2 separate regions of the Homo sapiens genome follow, and region 1 is linked to region 2. A link is a loop called in an ENCODE intact Hi-C map of the cell type or tissue named here. Cell type or tissue: PC-9. All regions are shown on one strand. Each heading gives the region's core, and the rest is flanking DNA. Links, peaks and the distances in the headings are about the cores only.

Region 1 (8,541 bases), core at 179-8,178, 66 kb before region 2:
CCAGGGAGGTCATAAAAGAGGTCAGGATACCGGGCCCTGTGAAGCAGCCGTACTGTTCATTTATTCACTCGGCCTGGACTTATTGAGACTTGCCATCTGCTAGGTACTATAAAGAAGACATTTTAAAATCCTGTGTTTGGCCGGGCGCGGTGGCTCATGCCTGTAATCCCAACACTTTGGGAGGCCGAGTCAGGTGGATCACCTGAGCAGGAGTTCAAGACCAGCCTGGCCAACATGGTGAAACCCCGTCTCTACTAAAACTACAAAAGTTAGCCGGGCGTGGTGGTGGGCGCCTGTAATCCCAGCTACTCAGGAGACTGAGGCAGGAGAATCGCTTGAACCCGGGAGGTGGAGGTTATAGTGAGCCAAGATCACACCATTGCACTCCAGCCTGGGCAACAAGAGCGAAATGCTGTCTCAAAAAAAATAAATAAAAATGAAATAAAATAAAATCCCTGTTTTCATTCAGCCTTAAATAGTTGCACCTGGGTGTGATGGGCATACAGGAGTTCATTATATATTACTCTACTTTTCTCTGTGTTTTAAACTTTCCATAATAAAATTTAAAAACAAATCTCTGTTTAATTCCAATAGAAAAACAAATAAATATCAGTGGTGGTAATGGGCTCTGAAGGACATTATATATATCAAGGTAAGGGGATAGGGATGGAAGCACTCTTTTATCCAGGGCAGCCAGCTAACATGTGTTTGGTAAGGGCACCCTTAGGAAAAGGCCTGAAGGAAGTCAGGAATAATCTGAGAGTGGCCATATGCTGCCTTGGCATGAGAATTATGAACAGGGAAGAGCAAAAGCAAAAGGCCCGTAGCAGGTAGTGCTTGGCATAGGTGGGGAGGCCAGTGTGGCTTGAATGGAGGGAACAAGGCAGGTAGTAGAAGGTGAAGTCCCTCCCAGTGGTGGCAGGGTGCCTAGCTCACATAGGAGCTGTCGGCCATTGTCAGCACTTTGGTTTGCTCTCTGTGAAAGATGGAAGCCGTTGGAGGTTTTTGTTTTTTTTTTTGACGGAGTCTCTCCTGACCTCATGATCCGCCCACCTGGGCCTCCCAAAGTGCTGGGATTACAGGCACGAGCTACCGTGGCCGGCCTGCCATTGGAGGATTTTAAGCAGAGAAGTGAAATGATCTGACATTTTAAAGGATCACCCTGCATTTATCCATGGAAAATGAGGACCATTAGGATGAGGTAGGAGGCCATTGTAGTTGTCCAGGTTTGGACCAAGGTGGGAGCAGTGGCAGTGATGGATTAGATTCTGTGCACATTTGGAAAGGGAATCTTACACCATGTGCTGATGAATTGGCCATGGAGCATAAAGGAAGAGATGTCAAGGATGACTTTTGGACCTAATTCCTCTTGTCTGCTATTCCCCTAAAAAGTGTACTTCAGATCAGCCTGGATCTTTTTTTTTTTTTTTTGAGACGGAGTTTTGCTCTTTTTGCCGAGGCTGGAGTGTAATGGTATGATCTCAGCTTACTGCAACCTTTGCCTCTTTGGTTCAAACAATTCTCCTGCCTCAGCCTCCCAAGTAGCTGGGATTACAGGCATGCACCACCATGCCCAGCTAATTTTGTATTTTTGGTAGAGATGGGGTTTCACCATGCTGGTCAGGCTGGTCTCAAACCCCTGACCTCAAGTGATCCACCTGCCTTGGCCTCCCAAAGTGCTGGGATTACAGGCGTGAGCCGCCACACCTGGTGTTGCTTTTTTTTTTTTTTTTTTTTTTTTAAGAAAATGGGAGCTCCCAAGCTGGATGCCAGAGCAGGCTGTTAGGGTAGTGAATAAAAGGGTACCAGAAAAGTTTCCTTGACATGTCTCTCTTTCTCCTAGTGTCTGTATGTCTGCTTTATTGCTCATTTTAAGAGAACCAAAATTAAACCCAGAGTCTGGCATCACCCTTTACTTTAGCAAATACACAAAAGTATTTTCCTACCTTTAGGAACACCATTGAGAGTGCCTGAGGAGACTGAGTCCTCACATGGCCAAGCCACGTGTGCAAGCCTAATTGCACGGAAGCCCTCAACTCCTAACTCCAGGCCTTCCCTGCCTATCCTATTCCCATTTGAAAAGGGGCAGAGTGAGTTTAGAATCACATGTTGCCAGGCACTCTCAGATACTGTTGGTGGAACTGTAACTTAACTGTAACATTTCTAAAAGCATTTTGGTGATAAGTGTCAAGAATCCTGATATTTTTATGCCCCTTTGACTCAGTAATTCCACACTTCTGTAATTCTCCAAAGCAGTTAATGTGAAATATAGTAAAGCGTTATATGTCACAGAAAATAGTTTTCTAGAAAAAAACAAACTATCTAAATAAACAAGTGTTAAAGTAAATGTTGGTACCGGTACAACATGGGATATTGTTTTGCTGTTAAAAATGTTCACAATGTTTGGCCGGGTGTGGTGGCTCACACCTGTAATCCCAGCACTTTGGGAGGTCGAGGCAGGCGGATCACCTGAAGTCAGGAATTCGAGACCAGCCTGGCCAACATGCTGAAACCCCGTCTCTACTAAAAATACAAAAATTAGCCGGGTGTGGTGGTGTATGCCTGTAGTCCCAGCTACTCAGGAGGCTGAGGTAGGAGAATCACTTGAACCTGGGAGGTGGAGGTTGCAGTGAGCCAAGATCGCACCACTGCACTCCAGCCTGAATGACGAGAGAAACTCCATCTCAAAAAAAAAAAAGTTCACAATGTTTATAATGTGGGAAATGACTAATACTTTAGAGAAATGGACAGGTTATAGAATTGGACAGACAATATAATAGAGATAGTGAAACGTGTATCTCTCCATATGAAATACCATATATCATGTAAAGGTTTTTTTTTTTTTTTTTTTTTGAGATGTCTTGCCCTGTCGCCCAGGCTGGAGTACAGTGGTGCAATCTCGGCTCACTACAATCTCTGCCTCCCAGGTTCAAACTATTTTCCTCCCTCAGCCTCCCAAGTACCTGGAATCACAGGCGTGCATCACTATGTCCAGCTAATTTTTGTATTTTTAGTAGAGACGGGGTTTCACCGTGTTGGCCAGGCTGGTCTTGAACTCCTGACCTCAAGTGATCCACCTGCTTCGGCCTCCCGAAGTGCTGGGATTACAGGTGTGAACCACCATGCACAGGTAAATTTTTTTTTATCATACTTTTTCTGTATTTTCCAAAACTTTTACTATCATCATATCTTTCTTTTAACAATCAGGCAAAAAAACATTATAATAAATATAGTTTTGTCAACAAGTTGCTTTATTCTCCATGGGGAGACAACCATGAATTCATTTTTATTATATATTGGAAGTTACTTATGTTGTGTAGTCAGTCCTTTGTTATCTGCAGGTGACATGTTTACTTTGTGAACTTTCAGCTAATTTTTAACTGTTTTGACTTTCTCCTTGCCTTCTCTAAATGGCCTTTCCTGTTATTGGTTAGTGTGAGCCTGGAAGACAAACATGAATGTCATTCTAAGCCAGATAAAATTTGAAAGTCATGAGCCTGGGAGGCAGAGGTTGCAATGAGTCGAGGTCGCTCTACTGCATTCCAGCCTGGGCAACAGAGCAAGACCTTGTTTCAAAAAAAAAAAAAAAATTGAAAGTCAAACCTGTAGTCCCAAGGCCACTGTACTGACTTTTAAAGATAGTACTATCGAAGCAGTAGGCTTATATAGCTTTCCTTCTTGCTATTTGTGAGATAATAAGGTTCCTCCATAATTGTATGTCTTAACAGGTTGAGAGACAATTGCAGCTGTTCCAGAAAATCAGCCATTTTCTCTGTCTTCAGGTTTTACTTTATAATAATTTAGGTAAACATTGCACCTTAAACTATATATGTATACTCCAATCCACATATATGTGTTTATCACATAGGTATATCCCTACCCAAAAATCTTAAGAAGATACACACAAGAATTTAGTAATGATTATCTCTAGGTGGCAGAATTATATTATTTGAAATGTTTTTGGCCAGAAAAACTGACCAGCAGTGACTTAAACCACAAGGCTATTTATTGTTTTCGTAACAAGAAAGAAGTCAGAGGCAAGCATTCAACTTTGGTTCCATGGCCTGGATAGGGACCATTTATTTGAGACCCAGGCTTTTTCCTTTTGTTCTTCCATTCAGAGGGTCAGCTTCTCAACCTTGAGTTTATTGTTTCGTGATTGCAGGATGGTGGTTGTAGCTCTATGCAGCATGCTAGGTTTGGAATGGAAGTGAGAGGAAACGGGGCAGAGCCCAAATGTGGATTGCTGTGTGCTATAAGAAATGTTTAAGTGCTGCTTCTAAGGGATGAGCTATGTTCATTTCTCTTCCCATTCTCCAAAGTACAGACGATATGGCCGTCCCATTCTTTCCTCAGGTCTCCCACCATCCGGGACATGGCGATCCGCTGCATTGCCCAGATGGTGAACTCCCAGGCGGCCAACATCCGCTCAGGTTGGAAGAACATCTTTGCCGTGTTCCACCAGGCAGCCTCTGATCATGATGGGAACATTGTGGAGCTGGCCTTCCAGACCACTTGCCACATTGTCAGTAAGTGGCTCTGTTCCCTCCCTACTAATGTCCCACCTGCAAGTCTAGAAGAGTGTCACTTGCTGTCTATTTTACTACCTACAGGGGCTTCCCTACCTTGGCTCTACTGTGATATAGTAATGTGCCAGGCCGTGTTGTAAGCGCTTGATGAGTATTAATCTTGATCTTAACTCTGTTTTGACTTTCTCCTTGCCTTCTCTAAATGGCCTTTCCTGTTATCAGTCAGTTGGGGTCCAGCAGATAAACGTGAATGTTATTTCAAGCCAGATGAAATTTGAAAGTCAAATCAATCCCAAGGCCACTCTAATGACTATGAAAGAATTACAGTCAATCCTCATTATTGGTGGATTCCGTGTGTATACTCACTAAAATGTATATACATTAATAACTCCACAACCAGTACTCATGGTGCTTTTGTGGTCATTTGCCAACATGTGCATGCACAGAAGAGCAAAAACTTGAGTCACCCAAGGCGCACGTTCCCAGTTGTGGTGGAAGAAGGTGGCACCCTGCCTTCTTGTTTGAGCTGTCATGACATAAACAAGTGTGCTTAATGTGGCCTATCGAGTGCCATGTTTTTTTACATTTTCGTGCTTTTTGTTGGTGATTTCACTGTTTAAAATGCCCCCCCAAGCATAGTGCTGAATGCTGGGTAGTATTCTACGTGCAGAAAGGCTGTGATGTGTCTTATGGAAAAAATATGTGTGTTAGATGAGCTTCCTTCAGGCATGAGTTACAGTGCTATATTGGCTGTGAGTTCGGTGTTAATGAATCAACAATATGTATTAAATAAGGTGTCTTTTCAACAGGAACACACATACAACAAGGTTATGTCTTGATCAGCTGATGAAAATGTTCTGACCAGAGACTTGCAGGAATCTAGTTCCTTATCTCCATATTTTCCCTAAGAGCCATGGTTCAGTATTCTTGAATTCAGTGTTTATGGCAACTTTATAGAATGTAACTATCAGGAATAATGAGAACAGACTATCTCATTATTTCCCCCATGTTACTAAAGAGGAAATTGAGGCACAGAAAAATAAATACAACAACTTGCCTGAGGACACACAGTTTCGATGTAGTGGAACCAGGACTTGCACTCGGGCAGTCGAGCCCAGAGTTAGTTTAGTGTCCCCCTCCTCTGGACTGACCAGGAGTCCTGGGTTCTGCCTGCGAGCACGTAACAAGATGTTTACTTCATCTCTATGGAAATTTTTAGGCATCGAGTTATCTTTGCACATAGTTGGCGTTCAATAAATGAATGAATTGATATTTGGGCCTTTACATCATTGCTTGAGCGCAGGAAGACTGTCTAGCCCAAGCTGTACCCAGTGCATTCATTCCTGAGTAATTTAATAAGAAAAACTGTCTTCCAAAGATACTGACATGCTTTTCTTAGATTTTCACAGTTAATTATCTCTGATGTATGTGTGTGTGTGTGTGTGTGCACGCACGTGCATTTTTTCATCCCCATTTCTAAATCCTGGTCTTATGAAAAATGTGCCTTGTGTTCCCCCAGCAACTATTTTCCAGCACCATTTTCCTGCAGCCATCGATTCCTTTCAGGATGCTGTGAAGTGCTTATCAGAGTTCGCCTGCAACGCCGCTTTCCCTGACACGAGCATGGAAGCGATTCGGCTCATCCGCTTCTGTGGCAAATACGTCTCTGAGAGGCCTCGGGTTCGTTTTTCCCCACCTTACTCAGATGGGCAGTGAAGGGAAAAGGTCATGGAGCAGAAATTCTTGCTCCTAACAAAGAGCTTTCCAGCTACTCTTTTAGAAATGTGTGTTTGCCCTAAATTAGGTGTTTATTTCAAAATGCTGCCATGACAGGGAGTTAGGCCTTTTCATTATTTGGTATATGTGAAATTCTGTATTTTATTCATACTGAATCTATGGTATTCTACAAATTGTTTTTGTAGAAGTTAGTTGTATTTTAGCTTTTGTATTTTGGCAAAGCTCAAGAAGCTAGACGTTTCTATTTGAAAGAAAACAAACCTCCCTTGTAGGAAATGGCATTATGTCTTTGTAATGTGCCTGAGAAATCATATTTAAAAATCACCTTTTGTTTTCTCCTGAAAATGATGGGGTTTTTGTTTGTTTGTTTGTTTTTTTGATGTGTCTCATCTTTCTAAAGAGGCCTATTTGGTTTAAATGACAGAGTCCCAAAACACTGAAATAGGGTGAAAACAAGTCCATCTAAACTATGATGTCCTGTGTAGATCTCTACTTAAGTTTCCTTTACAGAAAGAGCTATAAACCTGTAAGGTGATATGTCTCATCTCTTACAACAGCTCACTAAGATGTGATGATAATGGGAGCCAATGTTGATTGAGCACTTAGTACTTGTTGGGCACCATTCTAGGTATTTTCTGTATGTTGATTCATTTAGTCCCCATGTCAGACCTATGAGATGTAATTATATCCCATTGTACAGGAGAGTTACTGAAGCACAGAGAGAAATTGCCTAACATTACATAACCAGAGTTGCTAAAGAAATTTCAGTACCACTTCAAGAGTGGTTACAGAGCAGAGGGGTCAAAATCCCAGAAATAGGGCAGAGAGTAGGGCTATACATGCAGACTGTAGAAAGACTGCCAGGTCCTAGCTGTATGACCTTGAGCAGCTTACTGAAGCTCTTGATGCCTCAGTTAATTCATCTATAACCTAGGACCATTGTTTCTACCTGCCACTTGGAATCCTTGTGAGAATTGTTAATCCATGAAAAGAACTTTAACAGTGCCTGGCCCATAGCAAGCACTCAGTCAATAGTAGCTGCTGGTATTATTTTAAGTAATGTGTATGACAGTAACATTCCAGAAAGACCTAAGATAATGATACATCCTGGATATTTTGTCAATACTATTTGACCTTTAAGCTCTTCTTAGTATAACACCTCCCACCCCCAGGACTCTTGTGATCTGCCCCCCTTCAACTTGTTCTAAAACCCGCAGAGGTCCATAGGTTTGTACTGGGAAACTGCTCATATGCCCTTTGGGACAGATAATGTCTTTGTGTAGTCTGTTCCCACTGTACCCTTGCTGAATGGAGATTTTTGGGAGAGAAAAATGTGTGGGGCCTTAATCTGCATATAGTTCCCTTTCAGTTCCTTCCTTTTGCATGCTTAGTTTACACCTGAGATGTGATTTTTCATCCTAGGTGCTACAAGAATACACAAGTGATGACATGAATGTAGCTCCTGGTGACAGAGTCTGGGTCCGAGGCTGGTTCCCCATCTTATTCGAACTCTCCTGCATCATTAATAGATGCAAGTTAGATGTACGAACAAGGTAACCATGTTCCCGTGCGGTGGCCCCTTACATCACTGAAATGAACCTCAGTCACTTGCTCACCTGACCCCACTCTCTTCTCTGTTGTTCTCTTCTCCACCATTCTCTCTTCTGTGCCTGACTTTGTTTCCTCCAGGGGACTCACAGTCATGTTTGAGATCATGAAGAGCTATGGCCACACCTTTGAAAAGCACTGGTGGCAGGACCTGTTCAGAATCGTGTTTCGGATTTTTGACAATATGAAACTCCCTGAGCAACTGTCAGAGGTAGGTGATAACTACAGCACTGCCCTAGGTATGATGGAGAGGAAAGCCTTTCTGGCCGGTATTTGCCTCTGGGGGCTGCATCATCGTCTACCCAGAGTTCTTAAATACTGAGCAACTTAAGGTTTTAAAAATGGAAACACCTTTCTGATACTCTCCTACCAGTATCAGCTAGTCCTGAGTGACTCTCCCCATGTTCAGAAGAATGAGAGGAAATACATCTCTGTGGTCTGCTGCTTGGCCCTCAGGCATTGCACCTTCCAGTTCAGCAGGGCTCCTGACTGGTCGTTGTAGTTGTTTTGTTCATATCAACCTCTGAGCAGTCAGAAAGTGGAATGTCTCTGGCCCCTTAAGGGTTTTTAATGAAGTTGCATTTGGAGATGATGTTGAATATTAAGCCTTTTTTTTAAAAGGAAGTTTGATGCCTGTAGGTATTTTTATTTGTCCCTTAGAGGTACA
Region 2 (8,541 bases), core at 103-8,102:
TCTGTCACCAAGGCTGGAGTGCAGTGGCATGATCATGACTTACTGCAGCTTCGACCTCCCTGGGCTCAAGTGATCCTCCCACCTCAGCCTCCCAAGTAGCAGGGACTATGGGTATGCACCACCATGCCCAGCTGATTTTTTTTATTTTGGGGGCTTGCTGTGTTGCCCAGGCTAGACTCAAAACTCCTGGGCTTGGCCCGTCGCAGTGGCCCACGCCTATAATCCCAGCACTTTGGGAGGCCGAGGCCATCCTGGCTAACACGGTGAAACCCCGTCTCTACTAAAAAAAAAAAATACAAAAATTAGCCGGGCGTGATGGCGGGTGCCTGTAGTCCCAGCTACTTGGGAGGCTGAGGCAGGAGAATGACGTGAACCCAGGAGGCGGAGCTTGCAGTGAGCTGAGATCGCGCCACTGCACTCCAGCCTGGGCAACAGAGGGAGACTGCGTCTCAAAAAAAAAAAAAAAAAACCACTCCTGGCCTCAGGCCATCCTCCAGCCTCAGCCTCCCAGAGGGTTGGGATTACCGGCGTGAGCCACTACACTCAGCCAGAATATACTGTTTGAATCTAATACGGAAATATTTTGTAATTCAGCAACTTATTTGAAAGACTTGGTGAAAAGATTGGTGGTGGCATAGCTGTAGTTTACAATAACTGATTTGATTTGGATTTAATTGATAAAGAGTCTAGTTCAGGAATTTCAGTTACTCCTCTTACTTATGTTAGCATTAGAGTTGTATGTTGGAGTTTTTGTTTTCTTTTATGTGAGGATGAAGAGGAAGCCGGCTTATTGGAGCTCTTAAAATCCCAGATTTGTGATAATGCCGCACTCTATGCACAAAAGTACGATGAAGAATTCCAGCGATACCTGCCTCGTTTTGTTACAGCCATCTGGAATTTACTAGTTACAACGGGTCAAGAGGTTAAATATGATTTGGTAAGATGATGGTGGAGACAAATAATTAAAAGACATTCTCTCCCTATCTCCTCCAAGAAATAAGCTGTTGAGTTTTGCTTTTAAAAATATTCTTGTTTTTGTGTTTTGTTCCAGTTGGTAAGTAATGCAATTCAATTTCTGGCTTCAGTTTGTGAGAGACCTCATTATAAGAATCTATTTGAGGACCAGAACACGCTGACAAGTATCTGTGAAAAGGTTATTGTGCCTAACATGGAATTTAGAGGTAATTATGGCAAAAGTATATTAGTATAAATCTACTAAGTCTGTGTTTGTTTTTTGTAACATATTCAGTCTAATTCATTTATTACTGGATAAAACTTGTATGTCATTTATTTCTTATTTTCTAAACCAAGACAGAAAATGTAGTATCTGTAATGAGTTTTGTTGTGCCCTGTGAGGGTTTTCTCATGGAAATATTAAATAAGACTTCAAAAATTCCTTTACACTAAGAAGATAAACTATCTGGAATTTCTATTTAGAGAAAGAATTTGATTTTGTTTCATTTATTATTTCAATGAATTTTTAGCTGGCTTTATTTATTTATATATTTATTTGAGACAGGGGTCTCGCTCTGTCACCCAGGCTGGAGTGCAGTGATGCAATCTTGGCTCACTGCAACCTTAGCCTCCCAGGCTCAAGTGATCCTCCTACCTCAGTCTTCTGAGTAGCTGGGACCACAGGCACACATCACCATGCCTGGCTAATTTCTTGTATTTTTGGTAGAGACAGGGTTTCACCATGTTGTTCAGGGTAGTCTCAAACTCTTGAGCTCAAGCAGTCCACCCGCTTTAGCCTCCCAAAGTGCTGGGATTGCATTTCTGAGCCACCTCGCCCAGAAATAGCTGTTTTTAAACAATCGACTTGAGAATAGAAATGATAACTTTATAAATACAAGGTTGAAGCCCACTTAGTTTGTGCTTAAGGTTAAACTATAGTGCTAAGAGCCTATATTTATAAAATGTATGTCCTTGTTCTAACAGTTGTGAAGAACAAGTAATGAAGGTGGGAGGGATTGTGTTTTTTGTTTTGGGGACAGGGTCTCACTGTGTCACCCAGGCTGGAGTGCAGTAGCACAGTTATGGCTTACTGCAACCTCAACTTCCCAGGCTCAAGTCATTGTCCCACCCTGGCCTCCTGAGTAGCTGGGACTACAGACGTGCACCACCATGCTCAGCTAGTTTTTTATTTTTTATAAAGATGGGGGTCTTCCTATGTTGCACAGGCTGGTCTCAAACTCCTAGCTTCAAACAATCCTTCTGCCTCAGCCTCTCAAAGTGCTGGGATTACAGGCATGAGCCACCATGCCAGGCCAAGATTTTGTTTTATATCAAAATAGTTATTAGATCAGTGGTTTTCAAATTACATCTGGAACAAAATAAGGAAATTAAGGACAATATAGCGTGAGATTTTATTTCCTGTTGTGTTTTCATAAAAATATGTTTAAAGGATAAATCTTCTGGCTGGGTGTGGTGGCCCATACCTTTAATCCCAACACTTTGGGAGGCTGAGGTGGGAGGAACACTTGAGCCCAGGAGTTAAAGACCAGCCTGGCCAAAATGGCAAAACCTTATCTCTACAATAAATAAATTAGTTGGGTATGGTGGCATGGGCCTGTGGTCCCAGGTACTCAAGCAGCTTAGGTGGGAGTTTTGCTTGAGCTCAGGAGGTGGAGGCTGCAGTGAGACATGATCATACAACTGCAGTGTGTGTGTGTGTGTGTGTGTGTGTGTGTGTGTGTGTGTGTAGACTTTTTTTTTTTTTTAATTTATATGATAAAAATAGAGATGAGATCTCGCTGTGTTGACCAGGCTGGTCTCAAACTCCTGGGCTCAAGCGATCCTCCCATTTCAGCCTCCCAAAGTGCTAGGTTACACGCGTGAGCCACCATGCCGGCCATTTCTGACATTGTCCACTCTACTTATTTGTTGTTGAAATGACTTTAATGAAATAATAGTGATTAAAATTAGGTTGTTGGTATTTTAATGTTCTTATTTGGTGAAATTAAAAGTTAGCATTCTGATACTGATCCCTAACATTTTTGACAGTTGCAGGTATAATCCAATTCTGGGGAAACTGTCACATTAGAACAAGTGAGCCTATCTCATAGTTGTGTGAATTACCTAATACCTCACCTTTCAGGGTAGCATTTGCTGCTCTAGATAATGATTAAGAGTATATGAAGTAGTCATCTGATGGGAACGAATTCTTTGCTGTAGAACAAGGCAGTTTTACATACTCTTCTGCATTCTCAGCTGTAAAGTACAGTGACGTCTTTTGGAGTGTTATCTGAAATATCATCTCTCCTTGTAGCTGCTGATGAAGAAGCATTTGAAGATAATTCTGAGGAGTACATAAGGAGAGATTTGGAAGGATCTGGTGTGTATCTTGGTTTTTTAGTTACTAGTCTCTTAGCAAGCCAGTTTTAAGGTGGTTCTCTTTCTAGTAAATGGGAGAAGTGGGATTGAGAATAAGAGTGTTTTTTCAGCGGGCTTTCATTGAGAACTGTTGTCTTTCTTCAACTTGTCTTAAAAAGCTCTTATATGACCTGAATGAAAATATCAAAAGTTGAATCATTTGTCTGTTCTTACATAGTATTTATCAAAATTCTGTGATTCTGTGACCTCTTTAGTTTCATTTTGATTTTGTATTTCTTGGGGGCGGGAATGTTTTTTTCATTGTTTGTGTTGCTGATAGCTATTGGGTGGCCCTTTGTTTTTCGTTCTTTTTTTTCCGTTTTACAATCGTAGCCAAATTATTCCAGGCAATTTGTTTTCTTATAAATTGGATCAGCTTGTTGGTGGTTGTTTTTTTTCCCCATAATATATTTTCTTTTCATTTCATAGATATTGATACTAGACGCAGGGCTGCTTGTGATCTGGTACGAGGATTATGCAAGTTTTTTGAGGGACCTGTGACAGGAATCTTCTCTGGTTATGTTAATTCCATGCTGCAGGAATACGCAAAAAATCCATCTGTCAACTGGAAACACAAAGATGCAGCCATCTACCTAGTGACATCTTTGGCATCAAAAGCCCAAACACAGAAGGTAAATATTTTTAATGTGGTTTTGTTTCTAAAACAGACATCAGTGACACCCACACAAGTCAAAAAGAAATAACGTCTCTGATAATAGAGCTTACTCTGCCAGATAACCTATTCTGATTAAGATTTATATAATCTCTGAAGATGGCTTTATGTTGATGTATTGAGCACTTAAGTTTCTTATAGACCAGAAAATTGATAGATGGCCACACTTGTTACCTTAGCTGAGACCCGCTGTATCAAATATGCTTAACTTAAACTTAGCTGTTCTTTAATTGAGGAAAGTTTCTTTATTGTCTATTAGTATAGTCTTATTTTACATTTTTATATTTTTGAGATGGAGTCTCACTTTGTCACCAGGCTGGAGTGCAATGGCGTGATCTCAGCTCACTGCAACCTCCACCTCCCGAGTTCGAGCGACTCTCCTGCCTCAGCGTCCCAAGTAACTGGGATTACAAGTGTGCACTACCACACCTGGCTAATTTTTGTATTTTTAGTAGAGACAAGGTTTCACCATATTGGTCAGGATGGTCTCAAATTCCTGACCTCGTGTGATCCTCACACCTCAGCCTCCCAGAGTGCTGGGATACAGGTGTGAGTCACCGTGCCTAGACAGTATAGTCTTATTTTATATTTTATACATAAGCAGGTTGTGTTTTGTTGTTGTTGTTTTGTTTTGTTTTGTTTTGAGACGGAGTTTCGCTCTTGTTGCCCAGGCTGGAGTGCAATGGCACGATCTTGGCTCACCGCAACCTCCGTTTGCCGGGTTCAAGTGATTCTCCTGCCTCAGCCTCCCGAGTAGCTGGGATTACAGGCATGCGCCACCACCCTGGCTAATTTTGTATTTGTAGTAGAGATGGGGTTTCTCCATGTTGGTCAGGCTGTTCTTGAACTCCTGACCTCAGGTGATCCACCTGCCTTGGCCTCCCAAAGTGCTGGGATTACAAGCATGAGCCACCATGCCTAGCCTAAGCAGTTCATGTTTTGAAGTGTCCCTCTCTCTCTTTTTTTTTTTTTTTTTTTTTTTTTTTGAGACGTTGTCTTGCTCTGTCATCCAGGCTGGAATGCAATGGCAACATCTCAGATTACTGCAACCTCTGCCTCCCGGGTTCAAGCAATTCTCATGCCTCAGCCTCCCGAGTAGCTAGAATTACAGGTGCATGCAACTACACCTGGCTAATTTTTTGTGTTTTTAGTAGAGACGGGGTTTTGCCATGTTGGCCAGGCTAGTCTTGAACTCCTGACTTCAAGTGATCTACCCGCCTCGGCCTCCCAAAGTGCTGGGATTACAGCCGTGAGCTCCTGTACACAGCCAGTACAGTCTCATTTTATACATAAGCAATTTGTATTTTGAAGTGTTCATCTCCATTTTAACATGGTTTTCTAAAATTGCCTGAATTTCTAATGTGATAGATATATACAGGTATTTTGTTATTTTACTATGTTATGAATTTGCTTTTCAGCATGGAATTACACAAGCAAATGAACTTGTAAACCTAACTGAGTTCTTTGTGAATCACATCCTCCCTGATTTAAAATCAGCTAATGGTGAGTTGTGAAATTCTTGCTTTTTTTACAGCTTGCCACACTATACCTGAATTCAAAAAACAGCTTCCTATCCTTGTTCCCTTTTGTTCTTTTTTTTTTTTTTTTTTTCTTTTGAGATGGTGTCTTACTCTGTTACCCAGGCTGGAGTGCAGTGGCACAGTCTCTGCTCACTGCAACTCCTGCCTCCTGGGTTCAAGCGATTCTCCTGCCTCAGCTTCCCAAGCAGCTGGGACTACAGGCACGTACCACCATGCCCGGCTAATTTTTGTATTTTTAGTAGAGACGGGGTTTCCCCATGTTGGCCAGGCTGGTCTCAAACTCCTGACCTCAGGTGATCCACCTGCGTCGGCCTGCCAAAGTGCTGGGATTGCAGGCGTGAGCCTCCATGCCCTGCCTATTATTTCTTTTATTGAATAAAATCTCAAATGGTTTCCCCAGATCTTGTCCATGTGAAATTAATTATTGATAAAGAAAATATTGCTTGATTAGGAGGAAAATAGGAATAAATACAACTAAACTGTAACTCAGCTTTGCTACCTAGTGTATAAATAAGGATTATACATTGGCTTCCTTTTCTTTTTTATTTGAAAGACGAATTCTTAAAAATTGGAGTACATTTCAAAGTACTAGAAAATTGATAAATATTAAGGATATCTTTTGGCCGGGTGCGGTGGCTCACACCTGTAATCCCAGCACTTTGGGAGACTGAGGCGGGAGGATCGTGAGGTCAAGAGATTGAGACCAGCCTGGTCAAAATGGTGAAACCCCGTCTCTACTAAGAATACAAAAACTAGCCGGGCGTGGTGGCGTGTGCCTGTAATCCCAGCTATTTGGGAGGCTGAGGCAGGAGAATCGCTTGAATCCAGGAGGCAGGGGTTGCAGTGAGCCGAGATCGTGCCACTGCACTCTAGCCTGGGATACAGAGCGAGACTCTGTCTCAAAAAAAAAAATTAAGGATAGTTTCTGATGTTTATGAATGTATTGATCTAGATCCAGATATATTCCTTTTTAAAAAAAATATTTTAATGTAGGAAATTTATGTACACCCAAAGGTGAAGAGAATATTGTAATGAGCTCCCATGTGACCATCATTTAGCTTCAAGAATTATTAACATTTGGTGATCTATTCCTTTCATTAATTTATTTCCCTACCCACTAGAATAATGTAAAGCAAATTCCAGCTAGAGAGACATGTTTCTAATTCAGAATAGCTTCACTTCTGGGAATGTAGGTAGACATGCTCACCGATGCATGGTCCAGCTCATTTTTACTCAATTATGTAATATGTGTTCCTTAGTCATGAAACAGGCATGGGGAAAAATAAAATCATTTATAATCCTACCAAAATTAATGACTAAATAGTAAATCATAATATAATTAACTGTGCTTTAATTACTTGACATTTTATCTTTTTTTATAACTCTGATGATGTCACTAATTTGGAAGTAATGATCCTTACCACTTAAGTAACTGTGGCTTTCTGTTTTTTTATATAGTGAATGAATTTCCTGTCCTTAAAGCTGACGGTATCAAATATATTATGATTTTTAGAAATCAAGTAAGTAGCTTTTTATTTGTTACACGCCACTTAATCTCTTTAAGAGTTTTATTATGTACCACCTTCTCATCTACTGTGCAGTCATTTTATATCCACATCTAACAAAATTAACAATGATTTCTTTATAACTTAGAATTTTAGACCATGCTTAATTTTCCTCAGATGTCTTTTTGCAATAATAGTAATAGAATTGGGATCTAGATAATGTCCACACATTGCTTACAGTTGATTGTGTCTTAAGTCTCTTAATTTACAATAGAGAGGTCCTTCTCTGCCACTTTTTGTTTGAGATGGAGTCTCATTCTGTCACCCAAGCTGGAGTGCAGTGGCACCATCTTGGCTCACTGCAACCTCTACCTCCTGGGTTCACGTGATTCTCCTGTCTCAGCCTCCCAAATAGCTAGGATTACAGGCACCTGCCACCACACCTAGCTAATTTTTTGTATTTTCAGTAGATCCGGGGTTTCCCCATGTTGACCAGGCTGGTCTCAAACTCCTGACCTCAGGTGATCTGTTCACCTCGGCCTCCCAAAGTGCTGGGACTACAGGTGTGAGCCACTGCACCCAACTGCCTTCCTTTCCTTTTATTTATTTATTTAAAAAAAATTTTTTTTTATTTTTTTGAGACGGATCTCACTCTGTCACCCAGGCTGGAATGCAGTGGCCTGATCTCAGATCACTGTAACCTCTGCCTTCCGGGTTCAAGTGATTCTCCTGCCTCGGCCTCCCTAGTAGCTGGGATTACAGGCATCTGCCACCACGCCTGGCTGATTTTTTGTATTTTTAGTAGTGATGGGGTTTCCCCATGTTGGCCAAGCTGGTCTCAAACTCCTGACCTCAGGTGATCCACCAGCCTTGGCCTCCCAAAGTGCTGGGATTACAGCTGTGAGCCACTGCACCTGGCCTCTACCCTTTCTTATGCTTGTTGTTGGAGAAAACACTCATTTATCTTAGAGACTTTCTCACATTTTACTTTTGGCTGATTGCACCTTGAATCTCTCAGTATTCAAGGGGTATTGGTTCCAGGACGCCTGAATATCCCAAAATTGATGAATACTTAGGTCCCACATTTGGGCCTGCGGAATCCTCATATATGAAAAGCCAGCCTTCCACATACAGATTTTACATCCCAGGAATACTGTGTTTTCTATTTGCATTTGGTCTAAAACAAATCCAGCCAGGCATGGTGGCTTGTGCCTGTAATCCCAACACTTTGAGAGGCTGAGGCAGGCAGATCATTTGAGGTCAGGAGTTCAAGACCACCTTGGCCAACATGACGAAACCCCATCTCTACTAAAAATACTAGCTGGGTGTGGTGGCACATGCCTATAATCCCATCTACTCGGGAGGCTGAGACATGAGAATCACTTGAACCCAGGAGGCGAAGGTTGCAGTGAGCCAAGATCATGCCATTGCACTCCAGCCTGGACAACAG

Evidence for each region. Peaks named below come from ENCODE experiments on the same cell type or tissue, not always from the same donor. Only the 100,000 strongest peaks of a DNase experiment are listed, where the experiment ranks them.
Region 1: a loop joins it to region 2, with 2.0 times the contacts of the local background. A loop is called at or near these places in 17 of 110 quality-filtered maps.

Annotation. Positions count from the first base shown.
Region 1 is chr20:49,005,876-49,014,416 of GRCh38, forward strand. ARFGEF2 (ARF guanine nucleotide exchange factor 2) reads left to right here. Exons shown (of 39, transcript NM_006420.3): 27 at 4,357-4,529; 28 at 6,049-6,209; 29 at 7,689-7,819; 30 at 7,956-8,085. Among named protein-coding and RNA genes, the nearest start is that of CSE1L-DT, 36 kb to the right of the region's middle. In PC-9, for the core only: no CTCF peak of the experiment used is centred there; a DNase peak (open chromatin) is centred at 3,466; H3K27ac peaks cover 551 bases.
Region 2 is chr20:49,071,517-49,080,057 of GRCh38, forward strand. It overlaps CSE1L (chromosome segregation 1 like), which reads left to right. Exons shown (of 25, transcript NM_001316.4): 9 at 770-937; 10 at 1,052-1,181; 11 at 3,269-3,334; 12 at 3,802-4,004; 13 at 5,464-5,548; 14 at 7,045-7,106. Among named protein-coding and RNA genes, the nearest start is that of CSE1L, 29 kb to the left of the region's middle. In PC-9, for the core only: no CTCF peak of the experiment used is centred there; no DNase peak of the experiment used is centred there; H3K27ac peaks cover 715 bases.